Linked DNA regions of Homo sapiens: region 1 is linked to region 2. The links are chromatin contacts, found by POLR2A ChIA-PET in ENCODE. All regions are on one chromosome and are shown on one strand. The core of a region is the stretch at or near the end of the contact, and the rest is flanking DNA. Distances in the headings are between cores, read along the strand shown.

The links. ChIA-PET counts read pairs that join two places held with the same protein, here RNA polymerase II (POLR2A).
Region 1: POLR2A ChIA-PET joins it to region 2 with 17 read pairs in activated T-cell. The contact joins two enhancer-like sites. POLR2A ChIA-PET finds 5 or more read pairs at or near these places in 2 of 52 experiments (WTC11 and activated T-cell).

The regions. Positions count from the first base shown.
Region 1 is chr17:42,901,436-42,906,633 of GRCh38, reverse strand. It overlaps G6PC1 (glucose-6-phosphatase catalytic subunit 1), which reads right to left. Exons shown (of 5, transcript NM_000151.4): 2 at 2,594-2,703. Among named protein-coding and RNA genes, the nearest start is that of G6PC1, 3.2 kb to the right of the region's middle. Within about 2 kb of position 2,378, at least 2 of the 41 ENCODE cell types and tissues checked have a DNase peak (open chromatin) inside an H3K27ac peak, as active enhancers do.
Region 2 is chr17:42,621,939-42,628,549 of GRCh38, reverse strand. No RefSeq gene overlaps it. Among named protein-coding and RNA genes, the nearest start is that of TUBG1, 16 kb to the right of the region's middle. RefSeq lists a cis regulatory region at 1,813-2,162. Within about 2 kb of position 4,274, at least 7 of the 41 ENCODE cell types and tissues checked have a DNase peak (open chromatin) inside an H3K27ac peak, as active enhancers do.

The DNA of each region.
Region 1 (5,198 bases), core at 1,129-3,628, 280 kb before region 2:
AGTGTTGGGATTATAGGTGTGAGCCACCATGGCCCGTCTGGTTCCCATCCCATTCTTAATTCCTCTACCCTGAGAGATAGAGGGTCCTGAGATGTGCCGCCCAGACCTCCCTCCTGAACTGCAGGACTTATTTCGTAGCTGTTGAGAGTGTGATGGTAGATGGCTTTCTGCTCTCAGCCTTCTCCTGGCATTGCCCTGGGCTAAAGAGAGTCGCCTTGATCAAGGTTACGCTCTCCCCAGGGTCTGATTCCCTTGTCCCAACTTGGACCAACTCTGAGGAGCCATCCCCAGCTTCAGAGCTCGCTGTGGGGTTGGATGAGGCAGAATCACAACCGGACCTCTCCTTCTGCCCTGTTCCTGTTCCTTCCCTTCTACAAGTATAGTTCCCCAGAGTATCTAAACTCCTGCACGTGAATCTCCATTTCAGCCTGCTTTCCAGGGAACCCCATAGATAAATAAAGGCTTTCTTCCCTCCCTCCCTTCCTCCTTCCCTTTCTTTCTCCCTTCCTTCCTCCCTCCCTTCTTCTTCCTTCTAACACTAACAATTATATACCTTGGGTAATTCATTTAAACTTTTTTTTTTTTTTCCTGACAGAATCTTTCTCTGTCACCAAGGCTGGAGTGCAGTGGTGTGATTTCAGCTCACTGCAACCTCTGCCTCCCGGGTTGAAGTGATTCTCCTGCCGCAGCCTCCTGGGTAGCTGGGATTACAGGCGCCCGCCACCATGCCTGGCTAAGTTTTTGTATTTTTTTATTAGTGACGAGGTTTCACCATGTTGGCCAGGCTGGTCTCAAACTCCTGACCTCAGGTGATCCACCTGCGTTGGCCTCCCAAAGTGCTAGGATTACAGGCGTGAGCCACCGCGCCCGGCCTACTTTCTGAGCCTTAGCTACTCTACCTAAGGAGCAGAGATAATAATTTGCTTCTATTAAGACAGAGGACTAAATAAAATAACCTCTTAAAGCCACTTTAAACTTTCCAGTCTGTGCCTCCATTAATTTCAGGGAGAAATTCATCCTTGATAACAAGCTGTTATGATGAAAGCAAACATATTTCTACAAAAGATGTTTGGTCCTTCTTTCCTTCTCCTTTCCTTTTCTTCTTCTTCTTCTTTTTTTTTTTTTTTGCCTATAAACAATCATTTTCTAGTATTATATGTGTGTGTGTGTGTGTGTGTGTGTGTGTGTGTATATATATATATATTTTTTTTTTTTTTTCAGATGGTGTCTCATTTTGTCGCCCAGGCTGGAGTGCAATGGCGCAATCTTGGCTCACCACCTCCCAGGTTCAAGCGATTCTCCTGCCTTAGCCTCCTGAGTAGCTCAGATTACAGGCATGCACCAGGACACCCAGCTAATTTTTGTATTTTTAGTAGAGACAGGGTTTTGCCATGTTGGCCAGGCTGGTCTTGAACTCCTCACCTCAGGTGATCCACCCGCCTCAGCCTCCCAAAGTGCTGGGATTACAGGGTGAGCCACCGTGCCTGGCCTATCCTACATATTAATAGTTTACTTTTTTTTTGAGACAGAGTCTCGTTCTGTCATTCAGGCTGGAGTGCAGTGGTCCGATCTCGGTTCACTGCAACCTCTGCCTCCCAGGTTCAAGCGATTCTCCTGCCTCAGCCTCCCAGGTAGCTGAGACTACAGGCGTGTGCCATCACGCCTGACCAATTTTTCCATTTTTAGTAAAGACAGGATTTTGCAATGTTGGCCAGGCTGGTTTTGAACTCCTGACCTCAGGTGATCTACCTACCTTGGCTTCCCAAAGTGCTGGGATTACAGGCATGAGCAACCACAACTGGCCTAGTTTACTTATTTATTATAATTTTTGTATATTTCACCTCCTCTATTCAGATTTCAGCTCCACAAGGGCAGGGATCTTTGTGTCTGTGTTGTTCACTGACAGAGGTATCCCTAGCACATAGAACAGTGTATAGCTCCCAGTAGGTGCTTGGTAAGTAACAGCTGAATGAGTGAATATGCTCTGAGGTAAATGCGTGGTCTGTGAGAGCAAATAACTAAGGGACCTTCCCTAGTTTTGGGGTCAGGGAAAGGGTCTCTGAGGAAGGGATACTAGTACCTTAGAGAGTACTAGTCTTAGAGGGCAGCTGAGACTTTAGGGTGAGGGAGGGGCTTCCTATTACATACTGAAAATGAAATCTATCATTTGATTTGACAGTAACCATCTGGCTGTAACTAATAAAACGTAGGCACAGAGAGGGCAAGGGATTGGACGGTCAGCTCAGGAGGGCACATCCAGTGGGCCAGGCCATTGGGAAGGACCCCCAGAAGCTCAGGCTTCTGCCCCCTCCTTTCTCAGGACACAGCGCTGCAGGGCGGTGACTCTCACGAGCCCTTTGCCCATGGATGCCCGTGCCTCTCTGGACTCCATCCAGGTTCTGTAATAGGCAGATTTCCAATACTACTGTGCTATTCAGGAAAGTATTGCAGAAGTGAATTAATTTGTGCCAATTGAAGAGCATGACAAAAGTACAAAGGAATGGCTCTCCTCATGTCCCCTCAAGGTCAGTTTCATCCATAACAGGTAAACGAGGTCCACTCAGCTTCTGTCTGCAGGGGCTGGGACGCTTACCTGGTCCAGTCTCACAGGTTACAGGGAACTGCTTTATCAGGGGCACGGAAGTGTTGCTGTAGTAGTCAGTATCCAAAACCCACCAGTATGGACGCTGTCCAAAGAGAATCCTATGGAAAAACAGAACAAGTTTCTGGGGTTACTGAATGAATGCTTTTGCCCAAAGCCTACACCTTCAAGAAGAGTGTAGCCTGAGAAGGATTTCACATGTTGCCTCTAGAAGGGAGAACTGGGTGGCTGGGGAGAAGTGTGAGAGGGAGATATTTCATGACACTTCCTTATGTATGTAACTTTTGCATTTTGAACTGTTTGAATGTATTATCTTTTTTTTTTTTGAGACAGGATCTGGCTCAGTAACCCAGCCTGGAGTGCAGTGGCGCAATCTCGGCTCATTGTGACCTCTACCTCCTGGGATCCTCCCACCTCAGCCTCCTGAATAGCTGGGACTACAGGTGTGTGCCACCACATCCAGCTAGTTTTTGTATTTTTAGTAGAGACGGGGTTTCACCATGTTGCCCAGGCTGGTCTCCATCTCCTGAACTCAGGCAATCCTCCCACCTCAGCCTCCCAAAGTGCTGGGATTACAGGCATGAGCCACCGTGCCTGACTGTATGATCTATTTAAACACAAATAATGAAGCCCAAGATTCTGAACTCCAGGCAGGCGCGGTGGCTCACACCTGTAATCTCAGCACTTTGGGAGGCCAAGGCAGGCAGATCACATGAGGTCAGGAGTTTGAGACCAGCCTGGCCAACATGGTGAAACACCGTTTCTACCAAAAAATATAAAGAATTAGCCAGATGTGGTGGTGCGTGACTGTAATCCCAGCTACTCGGGAGGCTAAGGCAAGAGAATCGCTTGAACCTGGGAGGCGGAGGTTGCCGTGAGCCGAGATTATGCCACTGCACTACAGGCTGGGTGACAGAGCAAGACTCCATCTCAAAAAAAAAAAAAAAAAAATCCTGAAATCCATAAAATGGCAGCTATGTGACTTTTTTTTTTTAACCTCAAGAAGTATTTGTCCTGGAAGAATGCATATGGAACTACAGTTTGAAACTTGGACTTGCATATACCATGGGTTCCCTCAGGCCTCAGGGAATCTTGCATTTCCTCTGACATCAGAGAATGCACTCCAGCCCCTAGGACGAGCCCCCCCCAGGGAAACATGGCCTGCATTTCCATCAGAATTGCTCTCTGTAAGGATGTATATAGCTTCAGATGCTTGTTCTGTATCCTCTCTACTTTGAAACAGAGTATCTCAGACAAACCACTTCCCCTTTAAAAGTACTAGATATATCTTTCACTGTGGAAATAGGTGTCAACCGCCAGTCAGGATGCCTTTTATCCCGTGATGGTGGAATAGTGATTTCTCACCGAAATCAGGGAGAGCCACTAACTCTGGCCTCTATCAACCCAGAGAGATTGCATGGTTCTTCAATGGAGATCAGATGTTTGGAATAACACTTCATCTTTTTATTTTTTAGAATCATGCGGCTGGGTGTAGTGGCTCACGCCTGTAATCCTAGCACTTAGGGAGGCCAAGGCAGGCAGATCATGAGGTCAGGAGTTCGAGACCAGCCTAGTCAACATAGTGAAACCATGTCTCTACTAAAAATACAAAAAAAATTAGCTGGGCATGGTGGCGGGCACCTGTAATCCCAGCTACTTGGGAGGCTGAGGCAGGAGAATCACTTGAACCGGAGAGGCAGAGGTTGCAGTGAGCTGAGATTGCACCATTGCACTCCAGCCAGGCAACAGTGCGAGACTCCATCTCAAACAAACAAACAAAAGAAAGAAAGAAAGAAAGTGGCCAGAATGGGAATGTTTACGTGATAGAAATTGGCAAATGCTAAACTCAGGGCTTTCCCCTGCTCCCCAGAGAGTCAGTTTATCAGCACTGGACGTAACATAGTTCATAAGAGCATTGCCGCGGAAGCCAGCCTGCCTACCTGGGCTTCCATCCTGGCTCGGCATGTACTAACCTTGTTGGCCTAATCATTTAACTCAGCACCTTGGTCTCTGCATCTACTGTTTCTGTAAATAGCAGTAACTACCTCACAGAAAAGCACATAGCACATGGACTGGCACACACTGTTTAATAAATGTTAACCCTGATTATTATTAAGCTGCCAGAGATAACCTATTTGTAGATTATAAAACAGAAACTCAGATAATTGATATGACTTGCCAAGGACATGTAGTTGGTGGGTGGCAGAACGAGGGCTGGAGCCCAGTTCCCAGGGTGACTTTTCATTACCCCACAAAACAGGCTGTTGAATCATCTGTGTGTTTCCTTTTTTCATACAGCATACATCATCTATCTTTTTTTTTTTTTTGAGACAGGGTCTTACTCTGTTGCCCAGGCTGGAGTGCAGTGGCATGATCTTGACTCACTGCAACCTCCTCCGCCTCTCACCTCAGCCTCCTGAGTAGCTGGGACTACAGCACCAACACGCCCAGCTAATTTTCGTAATGTTTTTGTAGAGATGGAGTTTCGCCATGTTGCCCAGGCTGGTCTTGAACTCCTGAGTTCACCCAGGAGTGATTCGCCCACCTCGGCCTCCCAAAGTGCTGGGATTACAGGTGTGAGCCACCATGCCTGGCC
Region 2 (6,611 bases), core at 3,025-5,524:
GGTTGTTTTTCCCATAGCTGGGAAAGGCTAGAACACAAGAAGTCCCAATTCTATGGAAGGGCAGGGAGATCTTTCCCTATCCCGAGGATCCATAGGCCTTCAATTGTGTTCATGATGAATCTTTGTGAGATGTATAGAATCATTTTTGGCATAGTTTGGGGAAGGCTGGTGGTAACCCCAGCATATGTGTGCATATGATGAGCATTTAGGCTTGTACCAAAATCAAGGCTGTATTTGATGAGGCAGAGAGGGTTGGAGTAGGATGTCAGCATGAGCGAATACCAGCTCAATGGTGGCTGCGGCCTTTGAGAAGGTCAAAGTGACCCAGGAAATGTAATCTGGCCAGTGGCCGGGTGGCAATTGTCACTGAGCTCAGCAGAGTCTTCCCTGAAGACTTTCCAGAAAATCTCTGCTCCAGGAGGCCTCAAGGTGCTGACTCTGGCTCTTCTACTGACAGCTGGAGTGTGTGTGTGTGTGTGTGTGTGTGTGTGTGTGTGTGTGTGTGACAGAGAGAGAGAGAGAGAGAGAGAGAAAGACAAGAAGGGAGAAGGAGGAACACAGAAAAGACGTGGCCTAGTAGACCTAGGGAAAGTTTTTTTGTTTGTTTGTTTGTTTGAGAGTCATGCTCTGTCGCCCAGGCTGGAGTGCAGTGGCTCGATCTCAGCTCACTGCAATCTCCCTCTCCTGGGTTCAAGCGATCTTCTCGCCTCAGCCTCCCAAGTAGCTGGGATTACAAGTGCACACCACCATGCCCAGCTTTTTTTTTTTTTTTTTTTTTTTTTTTGAGATGGAGTCTTGCTCTGTTACCCAGGCTGCAGTGCAGTGGTGCCATCTCGGCTCACGGCAACCTCTGCCTCCCTAGCTGGGATTACAGGCACCCGCCACCATGCCTGGCTAATTTTTGTATTTTTAGTAGAGACAGAGTTTCACCATGTTGGCCAGACTGGCCTTGTACTCCTGACCTCAAGTGAACCACCAGCCTTGGCCTCCCAAAGTGCTTGGATTACAGGTGTGAGCCACTGCGCCCAGCGGGAAGTCCTTTTCATCCGCTGTTCCAAGGTGTCAAAGTGGGCACTAGTGTCACCTAGGTGGCCATAGGGAAAGGTATGTAAGGTCTGCCCTAGACCCATAAGTGGGAGTGTCTGGGTGTGGGCAAGGGGAGGGTCCTGTGTCAGTCTCAGAGAGGAGCTCTGCCTTGATTGGTCATGATGAGCCTGCTGCCTGAGCTAGGTGGACAGGTGACAACAGCAACTGGTTGGACTCCCTCCCTCTCTCTCTCTCTCTCTCTCTCTCTCTTTTTCTCTCTCTCACTCACTTTCTTTTTCTCTTTCTCTCTCTCTCTTTTTCTCTTTCTCTCTGTCTCTCTCTCTTTCTCTCTTTCTTTCTTTTCTCTTTTTTTGAGACACAGTCTCACTCTGTGCCTAGGCTGGAGTGCAGTGGTGTGATCTTGGCTCACTGCAACCTCCACCTCCCAGGTTCAAGAGATTCTCCTGCCTCAGCCTCCTGAGTAGCTAGGATTACAGGTGCGTGCCACCATACTCAGCTAATTTTTGTATTTTTAGTAGAGACAGGATTTCACCATGTTGGCCAGGCTGGTCTCGAACTCCTGACCTCAGGTGATCCACCTGCCTTGGCCTCCCAAAATGCTGAGATTACAGGCATGAGCCGCCGTGCCTGGCCGAAGTGTCTTCATTTCTTACCATCAGAAATTGTGAGCATTAAGTTGGGATCCCAAGGATGGGCTTTATGTGTGGAGAACATCTTGAAATTGTTTGCAAATCTATGTGTCCATTTCTTTCCGGGAAATGTCCAAGCAGATTCTCAAACAGATCTGTGAATGAACAAAAGTTAAGAACTTTTGGTGTAGGGCAAAAGAGAAGGAACAATGCATTTATAGCGGCGTTGTGGTTCACACAGCAGGAACACAAGTGAATGGAGTCTGGCAGTGTAGTCATGCTCATTTTGATGGCCTAGGGCCTATGGATTAACAACTGCTACATCACCAGATAACAGTAGTTACATGTATCTCTGTGGGCTAGAGATAGTAGTCTGGAACCTTCTGAGTGAGCTGGTGGCAACTGTAAGGCAGTCAGAGAAATCAATACTGTGTAGGCCAGGCACAGTGGCTCACACCTGTAATCCCAGCACTTTGGGAGGCAGAAGCGGGAAGATCACTTGAGTTTCAGAGTTCGAGACCTGCCTGGGCAGCATGACAAAACCCTGTCTCTACTAAAAATCCAAAATTAGCCAGGCGTGGTGGCAGGTGCTTATAATCCCAGATACTCAGGAGGCTGAGGCAGGAAAATTACTTGTACCTGGGAAGTGGAGGTTACAGTGAGCCGAGATCACACCACTGCACTCCAGCCTGGATGACACAGCGAGACTCTGTCTCAAAATAAATAAAATAAAATAAAACAAATAAATTAAATTAAATTAAATTAAAAATTAGCCAGGCATGTTGGCATGTGCCTCTAGTCTCAGCTACTCGGGAGGCTGAGGTGGGAGGACGGCTTAAGATGGGGAGGCAGCTGGGCGTGGTGGCTCACGCCTGTAATCCCAGCACTTTGGGAGGCTGAGGCGGGCGGATCACGAGGTCAGGAGATCGAGACCATCCTGGCTAACACAGTGAAACCCTGTCTCCACTAAAATTGCAAAAAATTAGCCTGGCGTAGTGGCAGGCGCCTGTAGTCCCAGTTACTTGGGAGGCTGAGGCAGGAGAATGGCCTGAACCCGGGAGGCGGAGCTTGCAGTGAGCTGAGATCATGCCACTGCACTCCAGCCTGTGCAACAGAGTGAGACTACTTCTCAAAAAAAAAAAAACAAAAAAACGGGGAGGCGGAGGTTGAAGTGAGCAGTGATCATGCCACTGCACTCCAGCCTGGGCAACAGAGTGAGACTCCTTCTCAAAAAAAAAAAAAACAAAAAAACGGGGAGGCGGAGGTTGAAGTGAGCAGTGATCATGCCACTGCACTCCAGCCTGGGCAACAGAGTGAGACCCTATCTCAAAAAAAAAAAAAAAATACTATGCACATAAATACTATGCATCCAATGGAACATAGCCAGTAGGAATAGAGCAGTCACTATGGGGAGGTCACTAAACACAATTTGTTGTCAGAGGAAACAGAGTATTAGGATATTCTCAGGCCAGATTCAATTTATGCCTCACAAGAGGGCCAAGTCACAAGGATTTCCAAGGAACCACACTAGACTTCAGTTTAAGGTTGTCTCCTGGCTCGGGGTAGGTGATCCTCTTGAGCCGTATTGCCTATGGTTGTGTCTTAGAAGCAGAAGTAGTAACCTGGCCTTCTTAAGCTCCGTGACCTAAACTCCATTCTGTTCATCTCTACTTCATCCCTTCCGGGTACCCTGGGGACCTAGTACCTTTCTATACCATCCCTGTGGCCAGTGTTATCTGTGATTCATTTCCATCCTTGGGGCCCAGGCTGATGGGGTACTCTTTTTTTTTCTTTTTTTTTGAGACTGAGTCTTGCTCTGTTGCCCAGGCTGGAGTGCAGTGGCACGATCTCGGCTCACTACAACCTCCACCTCCTGGGTCCAGGCGATTTTCCTGCCTCGGCCTCCCAAGCAGCTGGAATTACAGGCGCATACCACCATGCCCGGCTAATTTTTGTATTCTTAGTAGAGATGGGGTTTCGCCATGTTGGCCAGGCTGGTCTTGAACTCCTGACCTCAGGTGATCCACCCACCTCGGCCTGCCAAAGTGCTGGGATTACAGGCGTGAGCCACTGCACTCAGCCAGGTATTCCTTATAGAGCCATTTCCATAACTTGAAATCTATGTGGGCACCACAGAAAATTTCAGGGAGCAAATTTCTCTAGGTTCAGAAATCCTAAAGAAGGATGGGACGTAGAGAGAATGGGAATTCTCAGGGAGTACTGTGTGTGTCAGGGGAACGAAGACGGACAGCCTTCAAGTCTTTGGGTGAGATTTAGGGCTGTTTGGTCCAGTGTTTGCCTCATTAGCCCAGTTGTAGGTTGAGGATCACCAAGGACCTCTCTCAGCTCCTCACCACCTCCTTCTGGCCATCTCTTGACCATGGCTGTGCTTCTGTGTCATTGCAAAGTTGTCTTAGAGGAACACATCCAGTTGGCAACTTTTATTCTGTGGGTGACCTTCCAGCTGTGCTGGTTCTGACCGCACCCTTTTCCCGACTGACTTTGCAGGTCAGGCCTTGGAACTGCCATACCTTCCACTGATAATCTGTTTTACGCAGCTGTCTGCAGATCCAGTTATGACTCATGACTATTATTTGATCTGGCAGGATGTAGAATACTTGTAGTCACCAGTTTGTTTCCATTCAGGTGCTAATGGCATCTTGTATAATGTGTCCATTGGGAAAATTTCCAAAGTATCAAGTATCAGAAATTCAGCTACATCAAGCCATTTGGTTTCTGATACTATAAGCTATTTGGTGTAAGGATCTTGGAATAGGCCAGGCCTGGTGGCTCACACCTGTAATCCTGCTACTTTGGGAGGCTGAGACGGGCAGATCACTTGAACTCAGGAGTTCGAGACCAGCCTGGGCAACATGGCAAAACCCTGTCTCTACAAAAAAATACCAAAAAAATTAGCCAGATATGGTGGTGCATGCCTGTAGTCCCAGCTACTTGGAAGGCTAAGGCAGGGAATTGCTTGAGCCCAGAAGGTCAAGGCTACAGTGAGTCGTGATCGTGCCACTGCACTCCAGTCTGGGTGACAAAGCAAGACCCTGTGTCAAAAAAAAAAAAAAAAAAAAAGGGGGAATCTTGGAATAGCTTATGTTATGCATGAATTTTAATAAGTTAATTTCTAGTTGGAGAAATTACATCTTTTTTCCCCATTTTCCAACTCCTCTCTGAAAACAGTCTAGGATTAAAGTCTCAATATTCCTGATCCAATGTGGTCAACACATTAATTTGTCCTGGGGTGTGCTTTTATTTGATTATGTGGCAAATCTCTTAATGTCTTCTTGTTAATGAAAAGAGGAGGAGTAAAAGTTATGGCCTTGACATCATTTTTTCATTTGTTCAACAAATGTTTTTTGAACAGCTACATTGTGCAGGGCCTGTAGTAGATAACAGGGAAATAGAGATAAAGACACTGTCCCATCCCATAAGACATTATCCCACCTCAGCCCCCCAAGTGACTGGGTACAGGCGTGTGCCACCACACCCAGCTAAGTTTTGTATTTTTTGTAGAGACAGGGTTTCACCATGTTGCTGAGGCTGTTCTCAAACTCCTGGGCTCAAGCAATCCCACTGCCTCGGCCTCTGAAAGTGCTGGGATTACAGGTGTGAGCCACTGTGCCTAGCTGGACAACTTATGTTTTGCAACATTTTATTTTGAATTTGAAAAAACAAACCAAAGCATATGATTATATGCAAAAATTATATTTATGTTCAGCAGTCCATCCCTAGCATTTCGAGTATTTATTCATCACTTTAAGAGTTTCATTGAGGCCAGGTGTGGTGCCAGGCACCTGCAGTCCTAGCTACTTGGGAGGCTGAGGCAGGAGGATTACTTGAGCCCAGGCATTTTTTTTTTTTGAGACTCACTCTTGTGGCCCAGCCTGGAGTGCAATGGAGCGACCTTGGCTCACTGCAACCTCTGCCTCCTGGGTTCAAGTGATTCTCCTGCCTCAGCCTCCCAAATAGCTGGGATTACAGATGCCCACCACCATGCCTGGCTAATTTTTGTCTTTTTAGTAGAGACAGGGTTTCACCATGTTGGCCAAGCTGGTCTCGAACTCCTGAAGTCAGGTGATCTGCCCACCTCGGCTTCCCAAAGTGCTGGGATTACAGGCTGAGTCCAGGAATTTGAGGCTGCACTGAGCTATGATCATGCCACTGCACTCCAGCCTGGGTGACAGTGTGAGACCTTGTCTCCTAAAAATAAACAAACAAAACAAACAAACATAAAAACAACAAAAAAAAACTTTTGTTGAGATACTTTATATCCATTTGTATTGCATATTAATGTATACAATTGTATATCATGAATGTATATTTTATAATACTTGTACACTAACTAATATATTATAGAAAGTTCATTTAGAATGTTAAGTTTTCTTGTTGGTCATGGTATGAAAAATATTGAGCTTGTTTCTTTGCTTGCTATTCTTTTGTAGTTCTAAATTTGAATCAAATATATCCACTTTTTTTTTTTTTGAGATAGAATCTCCCTCTGTTGCCCAGGCTGGAGTGCAGTGGCACAATCATAGTTCACTGCAGCCTTGAACTTCTGGGTTCAAGCAATCCTCCTCACTCCAGCCTCCTGAGTAGCGAGGAATACAGGCACCTGCCACCAGCCCTGGCTTATTTTTGTGGAGACAGGGTCTCGCTATGTTGCCCAGGCTGATCTCAAACTCCTGGCCTCAAGTGATCCTCCCGACTTGGCCTCCCAAAGTGCTGGGATTACAGGCATGAGTACCCAGCCTCCACTTGTTTTTTGAAATAACCCTAAACCCTCATGTCTCCCATAGTTTTCAGAAAGAGAGTAAAAATCTGTCTGAAATAAGAATGTATTGATCTCCACCACCAAGCAGTTAGATTTCTCCTTCTGTTCTGTTATAATCATCTCTGTTTTTCATATCTACCTTATTGTCATTTACC